Linked DNA regions of Mus musculus: region 1 is linked to region 2. The links are chromatin contacts, found by Hi-C or POLR2A ChIA-PET in ENCODE. All regions are on one chromosome and are shown on one strand. Each heading gives the region's core, a stretch centred on a gene start or an enhancer-like site at or near the end of the contact. The rest is flanking DNA. Distances are from core to core; before and after follow the strand shown.

The links. A loop is a pair of places that touch in the nucleus more often than their neighbours do. ChIA-PET counts read pairs that join two places held with the same protein, here RNA polymerase II (POLR2A).
Region 1: a map of regulatory T cell shows a loop between it and region 2 (4-fold over the local background). The contact joins the promoter of Trap1 here to the promoter of Zfp263 in region 2. A Hi-C loop is called at or near these places in 1 of 37 maps with a recorded cell type or tissue (regulatory T cell). POLR2A ChIA-PET finds 5 or more read pairs at or near these places in 1 of 5 experiments (embryonic stem cell).

The regions. Positions count from the first base shown.
Region 1 is chr16:4,076,267-4,080,592 of GRCm38, forward strand. Trap1 (TNF receptor-associated protein 1) reads right to left here and starts at 1,544. Exons shown (of 18, transcript NM_026508.2): 1 at 1,427-1,544. The coding sequence starts at 1,514.
Region 2 is chr16:3,742,225-3,746,330 of GRCm38, forward strand. It overlaps Zfp263 (zinc finger protein 263), which reads left to right and starts at 1,875. Exons shown (of 6, transcript NM_148924.3): 1 at 1,875-2,543; 2 at 3,553-3,733. The coding sequence starts at 2,151.

The DNA of each region.
Region 1 (4,326 bases), core at 294-2,793, 330 kb after region 2:
ATACTTCCCAGAAGGAACACAAGGAAGCAGGCTGAAATCTTTAATGAAGTGGCAATCTCTCCAATAGGAAATGGATACTATGTATGTATTTTCTCCACCTAAGACCCAGGGAGAATTAGTGCCACCACAGCAGCAGGCAAAGTCGGTGAAAAGGAGCACCAATGTTGCAAATAAAAAACTTGAGCTAGACTCCAGAGTCAACTTTGGGAACAGACTGAGCAAACCAGCCAAGGTTGAGAAGGTGTTTGCAGAACATGATGCAAAGATACACAAGAAATCAGAGAAGATACGGATCCACTGTTAAGTAAAACCAGCTTCTCTGTAGATAGAAATCACAAGAGATGTCTTCTACACAGAGCTCTTTTTTTTTTTAGTATTCTCCGTGGCACTGGGGACCAATTCAGGGCCTATGCAAGCCAAGCACAAACTGCCTTTGGGGGCTCTTTTTTTGTTGTTTTGGTTTGAGACATACTCAAATGTTGGAAAAGATACTATGGGTAAATCAGTTTTGCTACTAGAGGACACATATACAGACAAAAGTATTTTGAGCACCAGGCACTGTGGCACACTTTAATCCTACCACTCTGGGGAGCAGAGGCAGATGAATCTCTGTGAGTTTGTGACCACCCTGGCCAGGCGGAACATATATGGTGAAACCCTGTCACCCTCCCCACACCCAATAAAAAACTGAGGTGAAGTTTGGCAGATTAGCTAATACAGAAATAAAAGGGCAAATTCTGAAACCGAAAACATGTTCCTAAAGATTTAAGCAATCGCTCACTCAAATCTGTTAAACACTGTAACGATATTTGTGGCCAAGAGAACATTTAGTGGAGGATGAGAGCGACAAAACTTCGGAAAGCCATTGGGAAGCTATGTTTATGCGAAACATAAATGTAATGAATGCCAGAAGCTTTAATATTCTTTCGCAGTTAATTCTTGACTTGAGCCCTTTTATGTAAAAATAGCTGTAAATACGTATAATTTAAGTGTATGTAACGCTAACATCTTCACTGTTACATGAGTGCGGGGTGGGAAAGTATAGATTAAGGTTATTCTCTCTCCTTTCCTTTCTCTTTCAATTCCAGGGATCAAACACGCGGAGTTCACTGGCTCCCTGAAGTCCTGGGTAACCGTTGGTTTTGCTCACCGTAGTTACCCCAGGGCTTGACTTCTGCGAGAGCTGAGCTTGTGAACAGCCGCGTGCAACGAACTTGTCAACCCAAGCGCGGGAGCGTCTGCAATCAGGACTACCAGGGACTGACGAGAGCAGGCTGTGGCTGCCCGTGACTCGGCTCCCCAAAAGCGACCACAAGGTCCTACTCCCCGCCCCACTTAGCAGCTCCGGCGCAGTGCGGCCTCCCGCCGGTCTAAGAGTGTGCACACAGCCTCAGACGCCGCCTCTGCGCTCTCGTGCCGCGCTCACCTCGCCGAACTCCAGCCAGCGCGGGGGCCCGCAGTACAGTCTGCAGCCCGCGGCCCCACAGCAACACAGCTCGCAGCTCGCACGCCATGCTTCCTTTCCCAAGTGTGGCTAACAGCCTAACAGAGTGATGAGGGGGCCTTCCGCGGGGGCGGCTCAGTGACGTCATGGCGCGCGACGGGCTGTCCAAGGCGTTGCCTGTGCGAGAACGGGAACGCAGCAAACCGCAGCGCGGGGGCCCTGAAGACTGTACTTTTTGACCTTGGATCTCAGTGACAAGGTCGCTGATCCCTTGCATTGTGCGTGTGAGGGTTATAGTGTCCCCGGCCCGCGGTGCTGGCGGTCCCTAGGCGGGAGCATCCCATTCTCGAGATGGCACTACCCAGCTGGAGTGTGGATCCACTGAAAAACTCTTACAGCAATGCCAAAACCTACACTTTGACAAATTTTAGGTTTGACTGTTATTCGCCAAAACGTGAGCTCAGTAACCAACACCTTTGGACTTACCCGTTTATTGTGACTTTCTCCCTACTGGAAGCTTGTTTGGGGATCCAGGCCACAAACCTTGTCTCTAAAGTTTTTTTTTTTTTTTTTTTTTTTGTTTTTTTGTTTTTTTGTTTTTGTTTTTCGAGACAGGGTTTCTCTGTATAGCCCTGGCTGTCCTGGAACTCACTTTGTAGACCAGGCTGGCCTCGAACTCAGAAATCCACCTGCCTCTGCCTCCCAAGTGCTGGGATTAAAGGCTTGCACCACCACGCCCGGCCCTCTAAAGTTTAATCCAAACTCCAGCCGCCTCCAGAGCAGGTCGCTTGTCCCGGTCCTAACCTCAGAGTAAGGCCCAGCGAGGACCTTTCTGACAGGTTCTCGCTTGATTCTGACACACACCAGATACATTTTCCTATGATCAGATTTTACTAAAACATTAGAGCGATTATCTAGCTTGTTAGCAGACACTAGTAGCAAGAGCAGTTAATTCCTGGATCCAGAATAGACTTGAAGTTTTGGTATAGGGAATGTTTAGTTACTGTTCTAGGTTGACAAGGATTGCTCCCACATTGACTTTATAGATGGAAAATAGATAAGAATGGGCAGATATGAGGCCAAACTTTAATACAGGCTCTGTATTTAAAGTGCCTGTTGCCCTGATAACCCCAAGAAATTGACAGAGCACTGTGTGCCTGTGATCTCAGTGCTGGGGAGACAGAAACAAGAGAATCCTTGGGTTTTGCTAGCCAACCAATCTGATTCTGATGTCCCATGTTCAGTAAAAGGCCATGTTTCAATATAAGGTGGAGAGAGCACCTGAACACCTCACAATTCCTACCCCTAACCCCCAGCCAGTTCTGCTCCTGCTGGGCCCACATCCTCCACAACCAGCCCCACCCCTGCTCCCTAGTGTCTTTTTCCATGGTCACCCTTAGATCCTCACAGTTCTAGCTTCTGCCCCCAGGTTCTGTATTACCTCCTCTAATCTGCCTGAGTCCCAGTCATCACACAGAATAGCTTCTCTTGATACTAATCCTCGAGGTTTCATTCTTTTAATTCTCCATTCTGGAATCATCTCTTCAGTCAGAAATGACATACTCAGCCGGGCGTGGTGGTGCAACACCTTTAATCCCAGCACTCGGGAGGCAGAGGCAGGCAGATTTCTGAGTTCGAGGCCAGCCTGGTCTACAAAGTGAGTTCCAGGACAGCCAAGGCTATACAGAGAAACCCTGTCTCGGAAAAAACAAACAAACAAACAAACAAACAAACAAACCAGAAATGACATACTCATCTGTAGAACTCTTCTGTAGATATGGCTTGAGAATATTAAGAAAGGAGAAGTGACATTTAGTAAAGGAAGGGGAATCTGGGCTTTAGTTAAGAATGGGGATGTAGGTTCTGCCCAGTATAAACTTCTTACATTCCAGGGAAACCAACTCTATCTAGGCCCACCTGTGGCCCACCAGGAAACCAGTTTGGAACCCATGCATTACCAAGGGAAATGACATCCCACAAAATTCCAAGGGCCATTTACACTCTAGCACAAACTGTAGTGGTTGCCTAACAGTGGTCCACTTCAGATACCTCTTAACATCTGACCCTTGATCTGCCTGGTTCCACTTCTCAGATTGAAACTTGTAATACTTCCTTCAATGTTCACTCCAGGAGTGAGTGTGGAAAGTTAAAAGTTATCTTGTTAGTGGCCCACACTTGTGCCAAGGACTGAGAAGTTCTGGGCAATGTTTGAGATAATAAAGGAATCTTGGCAGCAAGAGGGAAAAATACCCACAAGAGATGACAGGAACTGTCAGTCACGCCTCCCCCCTCCCCCCTGTCCCCACTGGTTGCATTCAGTGGACTTTCACAGATCTGTGTGCCCAGATTCTCACTGTAACTTGGAACGTTCCATATCCTTCAAGGAGCCTCTCTCCCTAATTCCATAGATAAACCTACACATACTGAAAATGTAAGTTTCCTTGTGGCAAGAGCCACAGAATACAAGATGAAATACCTAAAGGCCATTTCAGTTTCCAAGCCTCTAGTAATGTATAATTTTTTGAATTTTGTAGAGTGGACAAAGTGTAGTCTGCTTGGCTCAATTCTGTGGATAGCTAGGCTTACTTGACTCCCTCTGAATTTTTGTTTAGTGAAAAGTGAATTGTCAAAGATTTCATAAATCTTTTATCCCAGTAGGTTTTTTTTTTCTTTAAAAGATTTCATGTATGTCAGTACACTGTAGCTGTCTTCAGACACACCAGAAGAGGGTATTGGATCCCCATTACAGATGGTTGTGAGCCACCATGTGGATGCTGGGAATTGAACTCAGGACCTTTGGAAGAGCAGTCAGTGCTCTTAACCACTGAGCCATCTCTCCAGCTCCATAATCTATAAACACTGAACATGATGAAAGCAATGTT
Region 2 (4,106 bases), core at 625-3,124:
AGAAACAGTTGTCTGAGTCCTGACATCTCAGGGACAACTTTTAAGTTGTCTGAGTCAAGACATCTCAAGGACAACTTCTCTATCTTGCTGGCAGGATCAAATTAAGTTCATGTTCCCAGGCCCAGGCCCCAACTTCCATCCTGATTGATGGAAACTCCCTTTCTCAACCCCTTTTGTCAAAATGATTGGACAATGCTACCACCCAGCCCAGCCCAGCCCAACCCCCTTGCTTTATTGTTTCCTTTAAATATGCTGCACAGCATCCCCTCAAGGTCACAGTTCAGCTCATGAGTCTGTTCTACAGCCCTGATCAATCAGTAGCAGCTTGATTACAATAAATTTTTGGCATCTGCATTGACCTGGTATTTGAGTTATATTGGGACCTCACGACGGCACTCCATGCCATAACCACAGGACTTACTTCATACCATATCTTCAAAGTTCTATTTCATGTATGAATGCTGAAGCTCTGAAGGGAAAGATACCCTGGCAATCGGGAACCAAAAGTCGTGCCGCACGACAAACCTCATTCAAGAGACTCATTGGGAAGGAAAAATCCAGAACATCATTCTCAGCTCAGGAAAGAAAGCAGGGAACTGAGTGGTAGGCAGGGTTTATACAAGATTTCTTAATCTTCCCACCACAGCTTTCCAGGGTGAGGATTGGTAGAATTTCACTGAGCTTGAAGGAGATCAGAGACTGATGAGTTTGCTCAGGGCTTGAAGGGTTTCTATACCAAGCTCCAGGATTAGTGGGTTTTTCTGTTCAGGGTTGGTGGGATTTATTTATTTTTATCTTTTTGTCTTGTAGGGTGGGGCCAGGCTACTCTTCCTCCTCGGGCCAGGGAATGACAGTAACAGCTATTATTAAACAACTATTAGGGTTAGGGACCATTAAGGAAGTCAGAGGTGGGAGGGACCTGGCTGCTGGAGCTCCTGGTGGCCATTTTCCTGCCTCAAGGTCTTACAAAGTATAAAAAGTTCACAAAGGGAGACCAGAGCAAGGAAGGCTTTCCCTGCCTCTTGAGTTGCAATGAATAGACAACAATGTAAGCATGTGTCCAATAAGTGATTACGGGTTTTCGTGACACACTCCTAGAATCTGCAGACTCCACCACCTGTCTGTGACAGCTGCAGTCTCAGGCCTGGGCTATTCTCTCTTCAAAAAATAAGGAAGTCCGCCTTGGTGTTTCCTTTTCTTCAACCTTCAGGAAAATAGTCAGAGCCGATGATTATGCTAATCCTTAGACCTGCTCTGGGAGATGGCAAGAGCAGTTCATACCCAGAGCGTTCTTCTGGGTCGACCAGCCACCTAAAGATGGAGGACTAGGGACCATCGCTCACAGGGAGGCAAAAGCTCGGGCACGGGTATGTTTATCGTAGCTCGACAATCCATTTAGACCTGCTCAAGCCACAGTGCAGGCGCAATAACAAGGGCGCGCCATGGACTACATTTCCCACCAGCCCCAGGCAGCTCGAGCCCTGGAAGCACAGTCTATTTCCGGTTGTAGGTCTCCGGAGTGTTGGGATCGGCCTTCGGAAAGGTTTTCTTTGTTAAGCTTCTGGGCCCCGACATGACACTCTAGCGCCTCTGGACTCTGGTTCAAGCGTGGCTGAAGAACTTACCTTTTGGCAAACTTTCCTATGCAAATCTGAGCCAGGTTGTCCCCGGGTCACATCCGCCCAGGGATTCCCACCCCTACCGCTTCCCCACCTGGAGGCCCCGCCCATTGCGTAGCCCCGCCCCTCATCCCCATCCGACTTGTTCCCCTCCCGCTCTTTTATGCAAATTTTCCTTGTCCTGGGTGGACCGTGAGTACGTGGTGAGACCCGACCCAATGGGAGACAGCGCAAGGGAAACGTGAACCGGAAGTCCGTCCTGACTAGCGGCCGTTGGCTTATGACGCCTAACTCGCGTGCTGAGGCTTGCGACCCGGGCCCTGCGACTTAAGTTCTGTGCGGGCCTGAGAAGCCGGTCAGGTGGCGACGCTGCAGGCCTGATATTGCTGAGATTGTGACCTGGGTTCCTCCGGCGGGATTTGGAGCCCGGAGTCTCTCGGTTGCTGCAGCCGTGGCCTACTGCTGTACAGAACCCAGGGCGTCTCTCAAGGCGGACGTAGCTGGTGTCGGGACCTAGGCTGGTGTCGGGGCATGACTATGGCTGCGGGCCCAAGCTCGCAGGAGCCAGAAGGGCTCCTCATAGTGAAACTGGAGGAGGACTGTGCCTGGAGCCACGAGGTACCCCCGCCTGAGCCAGAGCCCAGCCCGGAGGCCTCCCATCTGCGATTTCGACGGTTCCGCTTTCAGGACGCCCCGGGTCCCCGGGAGGCCCTTAGCCGGCTTCAGGAGCTTTGCCGCGGGTGGCTGCGGCCGGAGATGCGCACCAAGGAACAGATCCTGGAGCTGTTGGTGCTGGAGCAGTTCTTGACTATCCTTCCCCAGGAGATTCAGAGCAGGGTGCAGGAGCTGCGCCCAGAGAGCGGCGAAGAAGCAGTCACTCTTGTGGAGCGTATGCAGAAAGAACTTGGGAAACTGAGGCAACAGGTGACAGCTGTTTTACCCGTGGTTTGGCCCGGAAGTCATTGTGCTAGCCTCTTCTGTAGTCGAATATACTTGATCGTCCTGAGTACACTTTACAGGAAGGAGAGGGATTTTTTTGTAGCTTATCCTTTCCTTCCAGATTGTTCCCATATGACGACAGTAGGAAGTGAGGAGCACTTCCACCAGTATTTAGTTATGTAGTTAGAAAGCTTCTCACAGGCCTCGTGACTTTGGGCAGACTACTTAATCTGTTTCGTCCTGTTTTTCTGTTGGCTAAAGCACTGTCTGGGAATAATTTTGAGGACTTGGAGAAAAGTATGTCGTTTGGATGACACCTACTGCCACTGCTTTGAGGGGTTTGTTTTGTGACAAAGTCTTACGTAGCTCAAGCTAACTGACTCAGTGTGTAGTTGAGCTTGGCTGCAGAACAGTGGTGGTCCTCCACCTTCAGTCTCCCCAAATTCCGAGTTCTAGGGTTACAGGCAGAGTCTAGATATGTAGCCCAGGCTTAAACTCGAGGCAATCCTCCTGCTTCAGCCTCCCCACTGCTGATTCCCACAGGCATGTGCCACTATCCCAGGCCTATATTTAGTGGATAACACCCAGCATATCTTAGTCAATAGTTTGCAATACAGAACTGGATCTCTGCTAATTGAACTCTGAAAAACAGCTAAGCACCGAGGGGCTATGGTCGCAGCCTGATAAGTTCACCTTATCTAGTAGTGAAACGTGGAAGCATCTAGAACAGGTGAGTGTGATCGAGCAGAAGTGAGGAGTATCAATGGAATATGTTGAGAAAGTGTGCATTGAGAGTGGACCCTCAGTTTTCTTGCTCCATCCCTCCCCCATTTTCTGCTACCACCTAAAAAGCCCTTAGCATAAAACATCTTCTTGGCCAAGACCAAAGGGATAGTCTGTGGTTCTCTGTTGAGGGTGTGTCCTAAGAATCCTGTACTAATTTCCAATTCTGTCAGCCCCGTTGTGATGATGAGTGATGTGGGTTGGTTCCCAGGTCACAAACCAAGGGCGGGGAGCAGAAGTGCTTTTGGAGGAGCCTTTGCCACTGGAAACAGCAGGAGAGTCACCGAGCTTCAAGCTGGAGCCAATGGAGACTGAGCGAAGCCCTGGCCCCAGGCTGCAGGAGCTGCTAGACCCCAGCCCCCAAAGGGACTCCCAGGCTGTAAAGGAGAGGGGTGAGGAACAGTTATCTGGGCAGGTGGGAGGGAGGAGGGGCTCTGGGATTGCCACTCACCCTAGCAGAATGTGGTACAGGTGCCAAGGAGAAAGAATTTCTGAAGTTAAAGTTCTCAGTTGTGTTCTGAAAAACCTAAAAGTGGTGGTATGAATTCTGTAAAGGTTGGATGGGAGGAAAGGGGAAGCTCTTAGTAAAGCCATTCTGTGTACAGAACAGGCAAATTCTAGTTAGCTGATTGATGTGGGGTGTATGGTTAGAACCCTGTCGGCCAGGATGGAGGATGGCTCACATGCCTTTACTATAACCCTGTTACTTTAGATCACCTTAGCACACCTTTGCTACTTTTTGTTTACTGTCAATCCTAAAAGCTG